Regions from separate parts of the Homo sapiens genome. Here region 1 is linked to region 2. Evidence: chromatin loops called from intact Hi-C (ENCODE). Cell type or tissue: ascending aorta. All regions are shown on one strand. Each heading gives the region's core, and the rest is flanking DNA. Links, peaks and the distances in the headings are about the cores only.

Evidence for each region. Hi-C counts contacts between places; a loop is a spot of excess contacts. Peaks named below come from ENCODE experiments on the same cell type or tissue, not always from the same donor. Only the 100,000 strongest peaks of a DNase experiment are listed, where the experiment ranks them.
Region 1: it touches region 2 in a loop (4-fold over the local background); 10 of 110 quality-filtered maps call a loop at or near these places.

What each region holds. Positions count from the first base shown.
Region 1 is chr14:89,902,904-89,911,248 of GRCh38, reverse strand. The region is part of intron 5 of EFCAB11 (EF-hand calcium binding domain 11); the gene reads left to right. Among named protein-coding and RNA genes, the nearest start is that of EFCAB11, 48 kb to the left of the region's middle. RefSeq lists an enhancer at 1-104. In ascending aorta, for the core only: no CTCF peak of the experiment used is centred there; no DNase peak of the experiment used is centred there; H3K4me3 peaks cover 756 bases; H3K27ac peaks cover 454 bases.
Region 2 is chr14:89,238,883-89,247,227 of GRCh38, reverse strand. All of the region lies in intron 4 of FOXN3 (forkhead box N3), which reads left to right. Among named protein-coding and RNA genes, the nearest start is that of FOXN3-AS3, 110 kb to the left of the region's middle. In ascending aorta, for the core only: a CTCF peak has its summit at 4,823 (motif pointing left); a DNase peak (open chromatin) is centred at 4,167; H3K4me3 peaks cover 1,499 bases; H3K27ac peaks cover 3,206 bases.

The DNA of each region.
Region 1 (8,345 bases), core at 170-8,169, 660 kb before region 2:
TGCCTATTTATTTGATTTAGCCTTTGTTTGGTTAGCCTTGTATTTTGTCTGTTTTGCTTTGCGAAGTTCTTTTTTCCCCAAATTTTCATGTTTAAATCCCTTGGACTTCACTTCTATTTATTTTACTAGCTTGCTTTAAAATACTGCTAAAAGTTGTTTGCTTTAAGCTCTCACAAAATGAGTAGTCTTGGATTCATTTGTCTGTTTTCTCCAAGCCTGATCCATAGTGTGTGTACTAGGTGCACCTTTGTTAATTATTAAAACAAAATAGACTTTATGGTTTGTACTTTGTACATCCGAATATTATACTACATTGTCTCCAGTTCTCTTTATTTAGCTCTTTGTTTTTTTACCCTGTCCTCCAATCATTAGGCTCATGTTAATTCTAAAGAGATAGAAGTAGCTTAACTTTTCTGAATCTTTTCGTTCTCCCTCCTCTGCCATTCTTCCTGCTTCTTCCCACAATATAAAAACCCGTCCGACTCTCCTGTCTTCCGAGTGAAGCTGGCAACACTCCAAGTGACATGAGTACCCTAAGACACCCATTTTTTTGTAAGTAAACATTCAGTGACGAAACTTAGACCTTCTCTAGACATTTTTATGTATGTATGTATGTATGTATGTATGTATGTATGTATGTATGTATGTATTTGAGACAGATTCTCATTCTGTTGCCCAGGCTGGAGTGCAGTGACACAGTCTCTGCTCACTGCAGTCTCCGCCTCCTGGTTCGAGTGATTCTCATGCCTCAACCTCTCGAGTAGCTAGGATTACAGGTGCCCGCCATCACACCCAGCAAATTTTTGTATTTTTAGTAGAGATAGGGTTTCACCATGTTGGCCAGGCTGGTCTCGAACTCCTGGCCTTAAGTGATCCGCCTGCCTCAGCCTCCCAAAGTGCTGGGATTACAGGCGTGAGCCACTGCACCCGGTCACTAGACATTTTAAATCCTCTCAAGACCCCTGATTGTATGTGTGGCCTTCACCTCACACTTAACGTGGCCAAAATGCACTCCTGCCTTCTCTTTGTCCCCTAATCACTGTAAGAGAGATCTTTCCCTGTGCTCTTTTATTCTCAGGCTTATATCTTTCTTTGTTTTGGAAACACATATTTGTTAGAATCTTCTGCATTGCAGATACTGGGATTGTATGAAAATGAACAAGATAGAAACTGCTCTGCCCTTTAGGAGCTTAGAGTCTAGTTGAGGATGTAGGTGGTTAGAATCCAAGATGGTTAATCCTGAAAGATGACTACAAAGTACTATGGAGAAGAAGAACGCTTGCTGCAGACTGGGGAGGGGGCACCAAGGCTGACATCAGAGAAGTGATAGCCGGCGTGAGACCTGGAGGATGGTCTCCATTTGCCTGACTTCGCCTTAGCCAGGGAAGGAGGGAGGGCATATTCTAGACAGAGTGCATCTGCAGAGGTCAGCGGGAGAGCATGAATAACAGAGTTGTTACGCATAGTTAGCCTACTATCAAATACACCTATTTTTTTCAGTGGGTGGGTGGAACGAGAGATGAATGCAGAGTGATGAGACTGGAGAGATAGGCAGTGCCAGGTGATGAGGGTCTTGTAAGAGTTCAGACTTTATCCTGAGATACCGGGAAGCCATCGAAATGTAGGGAAGTGAGGTGATCAGACATTTTTTGTTTTGTTTTGTTTTTTGAGACAGAGTCTTGCCCTGTCGCCCAGGCTGAAGTGCAATGGCGCGATCTCAGCTCACTGCAACGTCCGCCCCCCCGGCTTCAAGCTATTCTCCCTGCCTCAGCCTCCCAAGTAGCTGTGATTACAGGTGCATGCCACCACTCCCAGCTAATTTTTTGTATTTTTAGTAGAGACGAGGTTTTGCCACATTGGCCAGGCTGGTCTCAAACTCCTCGCCATAGGTGATCCGCCCACCTTGGCCTCCCAAAGTGCTGGGATTACAGGCGTGAGTCATCATGCCCAGCCGATGTGATCAGACTTACATGATCTCTCCTAGTGTAGTGTGGAGAATGGATTAAAATGTGGCAAGAATAGCCTCTATTTGGGCTGATCCTAGGGACCGTTTTCCCAACTCAGCCTTCTCTTTAACTCCACAGTGTTTGTCCAGCCCAGCATGCATTTTTCTGATTAGCATGAGGGTTCATCTCAAACATCAGCTCCCTTTCTCTAGCTTCCTGTCTTAAAGGCCAGGACTGTGTCTTTTCCCTAGCTCTGGGCTGGCTCTTACTCTACACTAAATGTGTCATCTGGAGCACCAACTGGATCCAGGCTTTACCATTGCCCAGAGAGTCTGTTGTTTTGCCTACTATCTTGGCTCCCCTGGGATTTTGGTGCCAGCTTAGATCTAGCCTGAGTTCAGTGATCTCCTTTGACCCCTGAAATTCATTGCCATTCACACGTTGGCTCTTCCTGCTCAGCCAGTCTAGAACAAACCTGCCGCTGAGGGAATCCCTCTCTTTTCCCACTTGCAGTTGAGTATCCTAGATACTTCACAATTGATCTCCATTGTATACCTACATAGAACAATACCTTCGATAAGATGGATTGAGGTAAGGTGAGGAGAACCAGCTACAGGTTGAGTATCTCTTATCCAAAGTGCTTGGGACCAGAAATGTTTCAGATTTTTTTATTTTTTCAGATTTTGGAATATTTGCATATCATAATGAGATAACATAAGAATGGGACCCAAGTCTAAACACAAAATTCATTTAAGTTTCATATATACCTTATACACAAAGCCTGAAGGTAATTTTATACAATATTTTTCATAGTTTTGTGCATAAGAAGTTTGTCTTAAATACTTATGTATGGAATTTTCCACTCGTGGTGTAATATTGGTACTCAGAAAGTTTCGGATTTTGGAGCATTTCGGAGTTTGGATTTCCAGGGCAAGTTACTTAACTTCTCTGTGCCTTAGTTTCTTCATTTATAAACTGCAGGTATTAAGAGAACTTACACCAGAGTTGTTTGGAGGATTAAGCGAGCGAATGCCTGTCAAACACTGTGCCTGGCCCATAACTAGCTCTCACTGCTTATTCATGTTGTTATTATGGTGTCTAGACTTAACCCTAGGGAAAGTGGGAGAACATAAAAGGTTTTTGACTTCAGGAATATTTGACAACAGACAAATGGGTATTAATCTTGAAAGGTCCACCCCTCCTCTTCACTGTGAATAATTGAGAGATGACAGTGGTATCACATCCTGCCCAGCTGGGGGGCTATTCCAGTGAGTAAATAGATGTGAGGGAGTGATAAAAATAGCTAGCTGATATCTAGTGCTCACTGTGTGCCAAGCCCTGTTCTAAATGCTTTACTTGCCTTAACTCATTTGATCCGCACAACGACCCCATGAGGTGGCTACTGTGATTGTTCCCATTTTACTGACGAGGCAACAGGTACAAAGCAGCTGAGTGACTTAGCTAAGATCCCATTAACTGCTGGAATTTGGCTTGGACCAGACAGTCTGACTCCACATTGGAAACACAAATAGATACAGCCACCGTGTAAAGGAGGATCTTTGCCTTTCCTTTTTCTCTCTCCCCACAGGTGTACCCTTAAAAAGGGATTTTGAATCTCTTTATCAATCAGATCTATTACAGTCTGTAAATTTTGAAGGAACCATTTTATTTAAAGGCCTTTCCAGTTCAGTTTCAATAGAATAAAGATCTAGACAGCATATAAATTTTCATAGTAAAAAATAGAGCTATATAATCTATGACCATAACCCTTTTCATAGCCCTAAGGTTGGGGATATATGAAAACACATTAGCTGAATTGTACATTCTTTTTATAAAATGCCTGATTTCTGGCAATTTGGTCATACAATCTTTTGATAAAAATATCAAAAACCTCATACTGCAATACTGTAAAATGTGACTCTGTTAATGGCCAAAAACATCTGTATTTTTTACTGTCATGAACTGTTTAAACATCATCATAATAGGAAACATTTATGACTTAAATAATTGAAGTCTACATTTCTCAGAATCCACCTGCTCATCTCAACCTTTTGTTAGACCCTCAAACAAATCACAGAATTGACAGGCTTGAGTTTCTCTGTAACTCTTTCTTCTCCATCATGGGGTGGTAGGATGTGCAGGGGCTGTTGGTCAGTTCTTCCAAGTTTGAATGTCATAGTCGTGGGAAACTGATGTAGGCATCTGTCATGGGAAACTGATGTAGGGAAACTGATGTCTGTTAACCTCCCTGGACTTCAGTTTCTACTTCTGAAGGACTTCTAGCTTTAAAATACCTTGATTCTCTCTTTCTAAACCTTTTGTTTACTCACTCTTTAAAGAATATTATAATTAATAGTACAGTGATCTAATGGTAAGAAATAGAGAAGAAAAAATAATTTGGTTTCATTAATTTCATTTAACATTATTTCACAAAAGTTCATTAAGCACCTACTATGTGCATGATAAATACTTGTTTCACAGTCCAGTATACTAATAATGTTAAATTCTCAAACTGACTTGGGATTTTCCTTCCCTCAGTTTTCCCATTGCTAATGTTCCCCTCCTGGCTACAACATTACCATAAAATGTTATACTCTTTAATCTTATTTTCATATTCCCCAAACAAAACAAAACAAAATCTTTCATCTCAAAGGGATTTTTAGCATGTTGCAAATTATCATTAAATCACACACAATTTTCTGTCTTCAATTTTTCAATGTAAAAAACCACATTTTAAAACCTACTAGGTTATATTTCTTAGGAAAAACCGTAGACATCAAATGTTCACTTCTAATTTAGATGCGTCAGCTGACATACTAGTTTCAATGAGTTGCAGTAATGAATTTGTCATAGAATTGAAGCCATTTTCTAGCTATAAATCGCCCAAACCCAAATGCTATAGGAAATTTACAAGGACTGCCATTAGAATAGGATATTTTAAATTATCTCAGTTGTATTGAAACAAAACCAAACCTGATTAACAGATATATCAGGTAATCATGAATTGATGTGACAGAAAAGAGTTATTGGGCTATTTGTCAAATGATAAACTGGATGATGATGATGGGGAAAGTTACCTTTAATTTATTTATTTATTTATTTATTTATTTATTTATTTATTTATTTATTTTAGTGCTCTAATGAGTGCCAGGCATTGTCAGTATTTCATGTAATCCTCATGATAACCTTATGAGATGTACAGTATTACTATTTCTATTTTACAGATAAGAAAACTGAGCTTGGAGAGGTTAATGTTCCCAAAGTCCCACACTTTAAATAGCTGAAAATGTTTCACATTGCTTGTTGTCACCTTGAGTTCACCATATTTAAAGTGAAAGTCATCATCCTCATCCCTTGTTGTTCTTTCTGTTTCGTCAGTGATATCATGATTTTCTGTTTCATTCTTGCAGTCATTGATTTTTCCTTTTCCGTCTTTGCTCTAAATCCATTCAATTACCAAGTCCCTTTCCTCATTCAGTGTCTTTCTGCTGTCAGCCCTCTTCTCATCACTTAGTGTCTAGGCCTCCCAACTAAATGTACAGGCTAAAGGCCAAACTCCATAACTCGGTCCTCAAGGCTGGCTACTCTCTGACTCCTCCTCTTCTTTTAGGCTCTTTTTCCTGTTACTTCTCTCCAGATGAACTAGTTACCTAAATACTTTGTGCGCATTTTCTACATCCCCTTATGCAAATGATAACTCTTGAGATGGCCTCTCCCCTGTTCCCTGGTCCGTGAGCCCTGTCCCTTCCTCAGCATGAGACTGGGTCCTCTCCTGAAAGATGTGTTTTGATCAGCTCATTCCTCAGTGAGTATCCCTTCTTTTCAATGCTTGTGACAGTAGGCTCTATACCTGTCATTTTGCACTAAGCACGTGCCACCTGACTAGCATTGCTGTACAACTCTTCATCAATGTGATCTGTCTCTCTCTTAGTGGTGGTTAGGACTGGGTCTAGATCTCTCCCTAACATGTGGAACATTGTTCTATACCTAGAAAGTACAAGTCTTCATGCTTCGTGTGCATGGGTAAGGAGAGGAATTTTTATGGTAACTATAGTAAATATCTCACATATTGACTTCATTGACTTAAGAGATCTCCTGTGAATCCTCCAAGCCTTATTATTCAGACCCATTTCACTAGAAAGGGACCACATGTACTCATAGGATACAGTGGTAGATTGTTTGCAGAGATGGTCACAGCTCCTTCCATCCCTGTGCATGCACCTGTGTAAAGTGACTTGGCTCTCTTCCCAGCAGGAGGAAGAATTTATTTCTTCACTCCCCAAATCAAAGCTGACTTGTGACTTACTTTGAGCAAAGAGCATAGAAAAAACTAATAAATCTCAAAACCTGAGGGGTGGTCTAGGTGACCACCCCCAACAAAGGATCCCATCTGGGAGAAAATTTTTGCAATCTACCCATCTGACAAAGGGCTAATATCCAGAATCTACAAAGAACTTAAAGAAATTTACAAGAAAACAACAACCCCATCAAAAAGTGGGCAAAGGATATGAACAGACACTTCTCAAAAGAAGATATTTATGCAGCCAACGGACATATGCAAAAATGCTCATCATCACTGGTCGTCAGAGAAATGCAAATCAAAACCACCATGAGATAGCATCTCACTCCAGTTAGAATGGCGATCATTAAAAAGTCAGGAAACAACAGATGCTGGAGAGGACATGGAGAAATAGGAGCAATTTTACACTGTTGGTGGGAGTGTAAATTAGTTCAACCATTGTGGAAGACAGTGTGGCGATTCCTCAAGGATCTAGAACTAGAAATACCATTTGACCCAGCCATCCCATTACTGGATATATACCCAAACGATTATAAATCATTCTACGATAAAAACACATGCACACGTATGTTTATTGTGGCACTATTCACAATAGTAAAGACTTGGAACTAACCCATATGTCCATCAATGATAGACTAGATTAAGAAAATATGGCACATATACACCATGGAATCCTGTGCAGCCATAAAAAAGGATGAGTTCATGTCCTTTGCAGGGACATGGATGAAGCTGGAAACCATCATTCTAAGCAAACTCACAAGGACAGAAAACCAAACACTGCATGTTCTCAATCATAGATGGGAGTTGAACAATGAGAACACATGGACAGAGGGTGGGGAACATCACACACCAGGGCCGGTCAGGGGGTAGGGTGCTGGGGGAGGGATAGCATTAGGATAAATACCTAATGTAAATGACGAGTTGATGGGTGCAGCAAACCAACATGGCACATGTATACCTATGTAACAAACCTGCATGTTGTGCACATATACCTAGAACTTAAAGTATAATAATAATTAAAAAAACAGATATGTTTGTGTTAGGGTTCTCTAGAGGAACAGAATTAATAAAATATGGGTATAAATATATAAAAAAAAGGAATCCATCTGATGCCATGCCTTTTGCCACATTAGCGCCTGAGTTTTTGTTCCATTGTGTACATATGATAGATGTGGTTTGAGATGCTTCTTTAACCAAAGTTTTAATGCATTTCAAAGTTCTGCACTTCTAAGAAGTGATCTTAAAGGTAGATAATAAATTGTGGTTATTCACATGCCCTGATACCATAGTTCTGTTTTATCTCTTGTAGTTTCTTGAACGTAGTCCAAAATTAACATTGATTTAAAGTGCTAATATTTTCTCAGATCTATTTTTAAAACTTTGCATTCTTGTGTTCTTCATTTGCAAACACCCAGAATTGCCCCCCCCCTTCTCTTTTACCCATTATAAGGAAACAAGTTCTCTATTCGTCAAATAGCAAAACAGCCTTTGCTTAGCAGTGTATATTTCACTTTTGTGCTAAAGCTGTATCCCAGTAACATTTTCTTTCACTGAAAATGACCATTTCTTCCTGGAGTATATAATTTTTTTCAAATGCGTGAAGTTTTCAAAATGAAACCATATCAGACAGAATGATCTTTGGCTTTATGAAAGTGGAATATTTTTTATAGTTCTGTGGTTGTTCATTATTTTAAAACCTATTAGTTACAACAGGTTAGCTTGAAAAATGAGGAGGTTTAAATCTGAGACAAAATATCTCACTATAATTAGATTCTGAAACTGTGCCAGCAAAATTGTGTTTGAACGCTTCTTGAATTTGTTTTGTAAGGGGTAGCTTTCTGTTTTAAATGTGTATTCAGTAAAACACAGTTATTCAAATTCTACTAGACATGTAGGAGAGCCAGATTCATGTGTAACGCAGATGCGGCATTGTTCATGGGGCTGTTTCCTCCTAATGACTGACCTAATGTGTTGTGTCTCCTTTTTCTGGCTGAGAGAAGGAACCACATTTTAGAAGCATTTTATTCAGTAATATGTTCACATTGTGTTTCACCTCTTGCTATCTCTTATACTACAAGAATACCTGTGACGTATTGAGA
Region 2 (8,345 bases), core at 53-8,052:
TGTTACACTTTGCAATTTACAGAAAGTATTTTATTTGTATCACTGTTTTTGCACAGGAGAATTTTGAAAAATTATGAGATGGAGGGATGGATGGATGAATGGACGGACGGGTGTTCAGATGGATGGACAGACTGACTATTGGGTGGGTGGGTGGATGGATGGATGGATCAACAGACTGACTATTGGGTGGATGAATGTTTGATGGAAGAAAGAAAGGAAAGAGGGAGAGAAGGGAGGAAGGGAAGTCTCTTTCTCCTGTTGCCCAGATTGGAGGGATGAATTGAGGGAGGGGTTATTATTCATTTAATTAGATTTTCTTAGTAATCCAGATCTGAACTTTTCTAACCGTCTTGTCATGCTCTCTTTTCTTCAGCCATAAAGCCGCATCCGGCTGGGCACAGTGGCTCACGCTTGTAATCCCAGCACTTTGGGAGGCTGAGGCGGGTGGATCACAAGGTCAGGAGTTCAAGACCAGCCTGGCTAAGATGGTGAAACCCCGTCTCGACTAAAAAATACAAAAAATTAGCCAGGCGTGGTGGCGGATGCCTGTAATCCCAGCTACTTGGGAGGCTGGGGCAGAGAATTGCTTGAACCCAGGAGGCAGAGGTTGCAGTGAGCCGAGACCACGCCCCTGAACTCCAGCCTGGCAACAGAGTGAGACTGTCTCAAAAAAAAAAAAAAAAAAGCCGCATCCTGCAAATAAGATGAGAAAGGAGGTGTGGGCGCTGGGTGGGGCGGGCACTCAGATGAGATTCTCTGCCCACTCTGTAGAATTACTCTTCATTGTGGCTCTCAGAACTCGGAGCCTGTGAAAACCATGGTTTCAGGGTGAGGGGTCTCTACCCTAGGCTGCATTTCCTGATGGCCTTTAACCTTCCCAGGCCTGGAGGAAATCATGCCCCGGGAAAATATATGTTTTAACTTAAAGATGTAACACAATTAAAATGTAAACACCAGTTCTCAGCTTTAGCCCTTTACTGTGAGGGTGATGTAATAAGAAAGGCCACTGACATTTTGGGGTTGATGAAAATGGTAACTTTTAAAGGTAACATGGGTTTTATTGAAATATAATTCACATACCAAACAATTCACCTATTTAAAGTACAATTCAGCGGTTTTTTTTCGCAGAGTTGTGCAGCCATCAGCACAAGCAGTTTTAGAATATTTTCATCACCCAGTGCGGGGGAAAAACCCTGTACCCTTAAGCCATCACCCGTCCTCACACCAAATGATGACTTATTAAATCAAGCTGGCAAGTCGTGGCCTGCAGGAAAGTGAGCAATGATTCTCAGCACTCTGATTAGCAAGTGGCTTTCCAGCAAGTGTCACAGGGCTGCGGGTTGGGGTCTGGGGGATGCCAGATGCGGGATGGGGGGCTGATCTCACTACTTGGAGTATCTCAGGGGGCTGCCTCTCCGGCTGCGTGTCCTCAGGAGTTTGTTTGTTTAACAAGTCACTTGGCCCACATAGAATAAGCTCCACTTTTTTGGAGAAAAAGGAAAAATGTGAATTTTGAAGCATTCTTTTATATCTCTTTTATCTGAAAATTTCTTCTTTCTCACTCAACCACTTTTCCAAATGCTGGTCCTGATGGATGGAACAGGCTCCCCTTTTACTTTATTTCATAAGTGGTTTATAACCCTGAGGCTGAGAAACGATATAAATGAGGGGGAAAGAAGTATCCTACAAGAAATACCCAGTTAAAGAAAAGAAAACTGGAGAAACCAAGCCCCCATTTCTTTTTTTTTTTTCTCCAATGCCTTTTTGAAGCACCTAAAGGCCAAGGAATTTTGAAATGAGAACTCGACAGTGAAATGTTTCTCATTTTCAAACAAAGAAACATTTCTTACTCTTGGGTGTTTTGTGTGCAGAAACACTTTTTTGATATGTCATATTTAAAGGTGAGAATGATCCACTTGGTCAGTAGATCCGTGGAGCGTCAGGAAGATGGAAAGAGGAAAGGGCCCCGAATGACCCACCTGCGTATCTTTTGCATATGTTTCCAAAAATACAAGTCTGTTCATCATACTCGATTTTTCCTTTGTTTTTATTCACGTTTTAGCATTCCTTTTCTGCATTAAAAAAATGTATGCAGTCCTGCTGCTGCCTTCAAACTAGCTTTGTGATTTGAAGCTTCACTTTCTCATCTATAAAATTCATTCAGCAGCACCCACTGTGCCTTCTGTAGCACTTCCATCCACCTGACAGTATGTATCTTTGTTACTTCCACCACACCCCTAGAGTCGAAGGTCTGAGGACAGGGACTTTCTTCTTCATTCATTGTGCTATCCCCAGCATATCGAACAGTGCTTGGCATCTGGTAGGTTATTGGTTAATATGAGTTGAAGGAAATGAACGCACAGGTGCCCAGTGCAAAAAGAAAATTTGATGATTTCTAAGGAGCCCTCTAGCTTGAACATTTTATCATCGTGCTGTAGCCTCTCTCCAGAAACTGACACTGTTTTGTACGTATCTGAAGGGTAACCGGATTTTCACATTCCCTGATCTTAACTTTTGGTATGTTTCTCTTCTCTGTAATCTTAAGCAAGTTAAGTATGGGGAATCTTCATTCTTGTAGCTATAAGACAAGGTAAGTGGTTTTCCTTTCATCTTGTTTGAAGTGAAATTCTTATACTGGTCTTATCCTGAAGGGCCAATTTCTTTTTGTATTTCAGCTTTGATATTAGCATATGCCCAGAACCTATAGGAAATCAGTCAACAGACCTAGAAAAAGTCTAATAGCTTTGCCTTTTCATACTCTTCACACTTTGCAAGGTTTTCATGACAGTTGGTAGGTGAACTCTGAGCATATTTGGCCAGAGGCAGATTCCTGTGTCTCTTTGCTTACTAAGGATACAATAGGAGGGCTTATAGATGACATTTGTAGGTATGGCTTAGACGGGGAAATATTTGAAGGTTCCTGCATTATTTTGGGAACTTGCCTGAGGTTGCATTTGTATTATAAGGTCAAATTTAAAGGCAGGGAAGGCCGTTACCAATATCATGTATGTATGTCTAAGGAAATATTTTGTCTTTTGCAGGGACTTGATTTCATTTTGCTTGGTTTTCTCAGGGGTGATTTCACCTCAGTTCTGTGTAAAGAGGATTCCCAGATCTCTAGTATTAAGATTGAATGCCTATCTTGACTAGTTGACTAAGAGTTGGGTTTGGGGGTTGGTTTGTCTGTAGCTGTTTCCTCTGCAAAGCCACCTTAGCATCAGTGCAATGAGCTTTTCTTGTGGAGCCAGGGCTGAAGATAGCTTTCTATTGTTTTCATTCTCCTGCGAGTTGGAGCTTAGGGGAGCCCTTATGTGAACTGATGCATCCCGGAGGGAGGGCTTATGTGGTTTCATTGGCGGGCGCGATGCAGACGCAGCTATGTTTAGATTCTTCCCTCTCAGTTACCAGGTGCCCATTCATGCCACTCCCTCACTTCCATAGGTTGTGGAAAATGGTGAAAATAGGATTGTTGAGGTAATTTTTTGAAGCACTGTTATTGTGGTTGACATTGATCATTTGCTACTTCAATTGTATTCCATGATGTCAAATTTACTGTATTTACCTGTAGCAGAAGGAAGATAAACCCTCTCAGAAAATGAAAGGGCAGCATTATTATGTGTTCATGAAGTCATACTGTGGCCTCATTGGCTATCATTGCAGTCATCAAGGATACATTCTTCATAAAATAACACAATAAGGCTGATGTGTGGAGGTCACGGGTTGTCACAACTGTATCTAGGTTAAAAAATGTTGCTATCCACCCAGCCCTCCTTAAAAGAGGCTATTTATAATACAATGCGGGTGTTTGTGCTGCTTGCATCGGGCAGGCGCATCCTGAATGAAGAATTAGCTCTTTAAAAAGAACATTAAAAATAAAACTCATGTTGTAAAGATCTGACAGCCAAAAGAGATTGTGGGCTGTTGTAAATGCTTGCTTATTTCCCAAGGTTGCTGAGTTACTTGCTCTGGGTCATGAAATATTTTGATCTGGCAAGTAGGCTTTGCTTTTTTTAAAAAAATTTACATGTTCTAGATATGAATATACCTACCTACTTCCTAACAATCACTTGGCAGGCCCTTTGGGGATAGGAGCCCCCTCCTGGGAGGGAGGGTCTGTCTTCTCTCCTCCCTGCGTCGGCCACACTGCTGCCTCTTATTCCACCAGGCTCTGGCTTCCTGCATGGGCCATTCCACTTCCGTCTCCCATCAGGGGGCAGGACTCGGGGAAGAAACTTGGGCATAAAGAATGTGTAAATTACACCTTAATAAAGCTGTTAAGAAAAAATAAGCACCCCGATTAATGGACTGTGTCACCATCAGATGAATATTCTAAGTGATTTTTAAAAATAGCTCTTTCACGAGAGTGTTTTGGTTTGGGGTGTGTATTCTTGGATTGTTTTTATTATTTTTCTGCATAGCCTTGATAGGAAAATGTAGAACTCTGTTATCATAATACATGCAGTATTTAGATTGGATACACTTCTTGCTCCCCTTGCATTGATTTCCTACTTTTCTCCTTTGCCTTTTCCCGGTACTTAAGCATTAAGTCGCGGGCATTTTCCCAGTGTAATTGTTGATTAAGTGCTGCATATCCCGTGATGATTATGAGAAGATTACTGTATTCAGCTTTTAATCTTGTGAGTGTCAAATATTTTACTTTAGTGGTATCGTTATTATTATTATTATTCATAGCTCTTTCTGTTTGAGTAATGCAATCAGGCAAAATAAAGGTAATGCCACAAATTCAGCATTTTTATAGTAATTCTTTGTCTCAGAATGGAAAGTGCCACCTTCAGGCCATTCTCAAATACTGATGGAGATTTATACAGATAGGAATCAGAATATTTTAGGCTTCTTTTGGTTGCAAGTAACAGAAAGCAACAAGTTTAGGAAGAAATGCATATATATATATATGAGGGCAGGGAATCTATTGGAGGAAGTACTGTGGGTCTCTCAGGACCCCAAGGCCAAGCATGTATAATAGCTGGCGGTCATCAAGACTGGAACCTGGAAGGCTGCCAGGAACGCGGGCACCACTCGTACCTTCTCTCTGTCACTTTCTGTGTTCTCTTTGTTTTCTCTAATGCCATGTGCAGGATGATCAGTGGTCACCTTGTGGCATTCAAGCCAAATATCCTCCATGGAAGAGAATAGCTCAGGTGGCCTGGCTGTCTTTCAGTTCCAGTGCCCACTTCCCAGGAGCAACAGAAGTTCTGTGAATGGAGTCACTGAAAGCATGTGACCTACCTGGTCCTGACGCCTTGTCCGGGGGAGCAGCAGCATGGAGAAAAAACGTGGTAGCCAGGGGCTTTCTCCATGGGTGGGGAGAGGCAGAGCTCCGAGGGGAAGAGGCCCCCCATTGCGAGTGGGATAGACACCCCAAACAGAGCCCCATTTTCTGTTTTCTTGAGAGAGACAGAGACTCCAGATTCTTATCTAGCCTCCAGTGGCAACTTCTCATGCTTCTCCAGGGTTCCACGTGCTGTATCCCAGAGCCTTGACACTGAGGGCAGGAGCGTGGGATTCTGAAGAGAATCCCAAAAAACTATTTATAATCAACTGTCTGTTGCCTAGTGGGAGAAAAGGAATCATTGGTATGAACAACTCCAGTTACTGTTTCCACAGAACCAGCAGGCTTTCTGGTTCTTTCCTGAGGCACTCCGCTTTACATAGGAGGAAACTGAGATTGGAAGGTAAGTGTATCACCTGATGTCACACAGCCAGAAAGGAGGAAGCTGGGTCACTGATGCTGGCTGAGCCCAAAATGCAGAACCCACGTGTGTCTGTCTCATTCAGCCACCATGGTGGCTTTGGGTTGAATTTTCACAAGCTCACGGTGGCCACCTCATGAGCATGCACAGAGAGCAGTAGATAGTTAATAGGGAAGTGGCTGAGTAGAAGTTGGCCTGAAATGGAAAATTTGCTGGGAATAATTTACAGGCCAAGTAATATTTGTGAACATTCGTGTGAACTTAAGCTTGGCATGAGCTATCTATACAGAAATCTAAAATCGGTCTAAACGTTTGGGTTGCACTTGGAGCCATAGGCCATCGAAGAGCAATGCCGTTGTGTCACTTTGGTTAGGGAGTGTCTGGCTCAGCCACTACATGTCACTCAGAGGATGCCAGTGTCAGTGATATGGGGGGTAGCGCTAATTGGAAAATGGAGGCTTGTCAGAGTCACTGCTAACTAATAAAATCACTGGGAAGTGGGTGCAGTTTTTCCAAGAGTGATTATTGTGGGTGGCAAGTATTGAGTGAGGCGTAGAGGGAATAAAATCAAACTGTCTATACACATGCTGCTGCAGTGGAAAGAACCCTGGGCTGGGAGTCCTGGGAGCCAGGCCCGGCCCTACCCCTGGGCCATTCGTGGGACCCCAGGCAGGTTACTGCTCCACTCAGGCCCTTTCTCCTTTTCTTTTTAGTATGTTGTTTAAAAAAATAGTAATAAAAAACATTATACCAAAAGATATATAGTGAAAAGTACGGCATTCTCTTGTCAAGGAAGTACAGCTTCCTAACCTCCTCCCCGGAGGTAACCACGATGACCAGTTTCCTCTGTATCATTTGACAGCTGATGCCTTTACACAGCCCTGGATGTGTGTGGATGTTTACACAGATGGGCACAGGCCATGTGCATTATCCTGACTTTTTTTTATCATGTAGCTTTCTCTGTATCAGTGCATACAGATTTATTCATCCTTGTTATTGATGTCAGAGTATTTCACTGTATGGTTGTACCAGATGTATTCAAGCCACCACTGGTAGTGGGCATTATACAAACAGTGTTGCAGTGAATACTCCTGCATGTATCTTTGCACACATGTCTTCACTATTGGTTAAAAGTGATATTCTGTTGTTATTTATTTCCTTAACTGGAAAGGAAGTCCATTTGTATTTCTTTTTCTGTGTAGTTTCTGTTCATGCCCCATGCTCATTTTTTTTTTTTCCTATTGAATTGCTTTTTCTTGTTACATCATATTTTCCAAAGAGATAATGATCCAAGTGCTGGTCAGTTCTGGGGAAAGTGATCTGATTGGAGGTTTGCTGAGACCCATCGTGTGTCCATCGAGAAGTCTGGGTACCCAGTAAAAGGCCCTTCTCCATGTTTTTGAGGTGTGGCCATGGCAAGTTTTCAGCAAGGCTCATTCTGTACTTATCTTTTTGATACTTAGTAAAGGGATGTGTCTGCTCCACACAGAGTGGAGCTTTGACCAGTCACTGCTGGATGAACAAGAGGGAGAGCATGGCCTTGTGGGACAAGATTGTCTTTACAACCACTGGTCTTCCAGACATAAACTTGGGTGCAGACCCTCTTGGCTCCAGAATTCATGGGTCATGTGACCTTCTCTGGGTCTCAGTCTCCTCATTTAGAAAATAGGATCATAAGACTGGTGTTGCAAGGTGGTTGTGAGCAATAGAAGAACCATATATTTAAAGTAGCTAGCACATGATTGGTTTTCAATAATTGGTAGCTTCTAATATTAGTATCATTGATATGACTGTTATTATCATCACCATAAATAAAACGATTGACAGTAGAGGCATGGGCTAAGACTGAACAATTGGTTAATGCGGCAACCATGTTATATTGGACTTTGACTTCAGGAACCCGCTCCAAAGGATGCAATTTGGTGTGCAGGCCATCTGCATCTTTGCAATAAAAGCTTCTTTGCACCTATGTCTATTTCATTTGCCTTGTGACTCTATAATTTTCTTTCAGGCCTTGCACCTCTGTTGCTAGACATAGTACATAAATCCCATGCAGTTTCCTGGCCTTGAAAAGGGAGAGTGACTTGAAAGTACTCTACTTGAATTCTAAATGGGAAAGATGTAAAAACCGCTCCTCCCCCCTCCAAGAAATCTGAGGGACAGAAAATAGATCTTTCTCTCTGGATCTCTTAAACCCCGCTTACGAAATTAACAAAGGAAGATGGATGGCTGAAATAAGACTTCCAAAGAAGAGATGGGAACCTCCTAATTGATTCCCACAAAACTGCTGGTTATTTACAACTAGGAAAATTGCCTGCTTGGAGATACCAATTCAGCTCTTGTGGTTCCGCTGGCTTGACAGGAAACACTCTCTGCTCCTTGCTGAAAAAGCTCTGAGGGAAGAGGGGGGCGGAGTGAATTACATCTAACTGTTTAACACTATCTCATTCATAGATTTCTGCCTTTTCCCCCTGGTTGATCATTCGCAGTCTCTTTTTTAGTATATAATTGTTCATTTTAAATGTTCATGTGTGCTATAGCTGGGTGAATGTTAATTACTGGCAGTCTGCAATTATGTTGTCTGTTTGTCATTTCCGTGGCGGCAAGGGTGGTAAGCTAGAATTCTTCCAATAG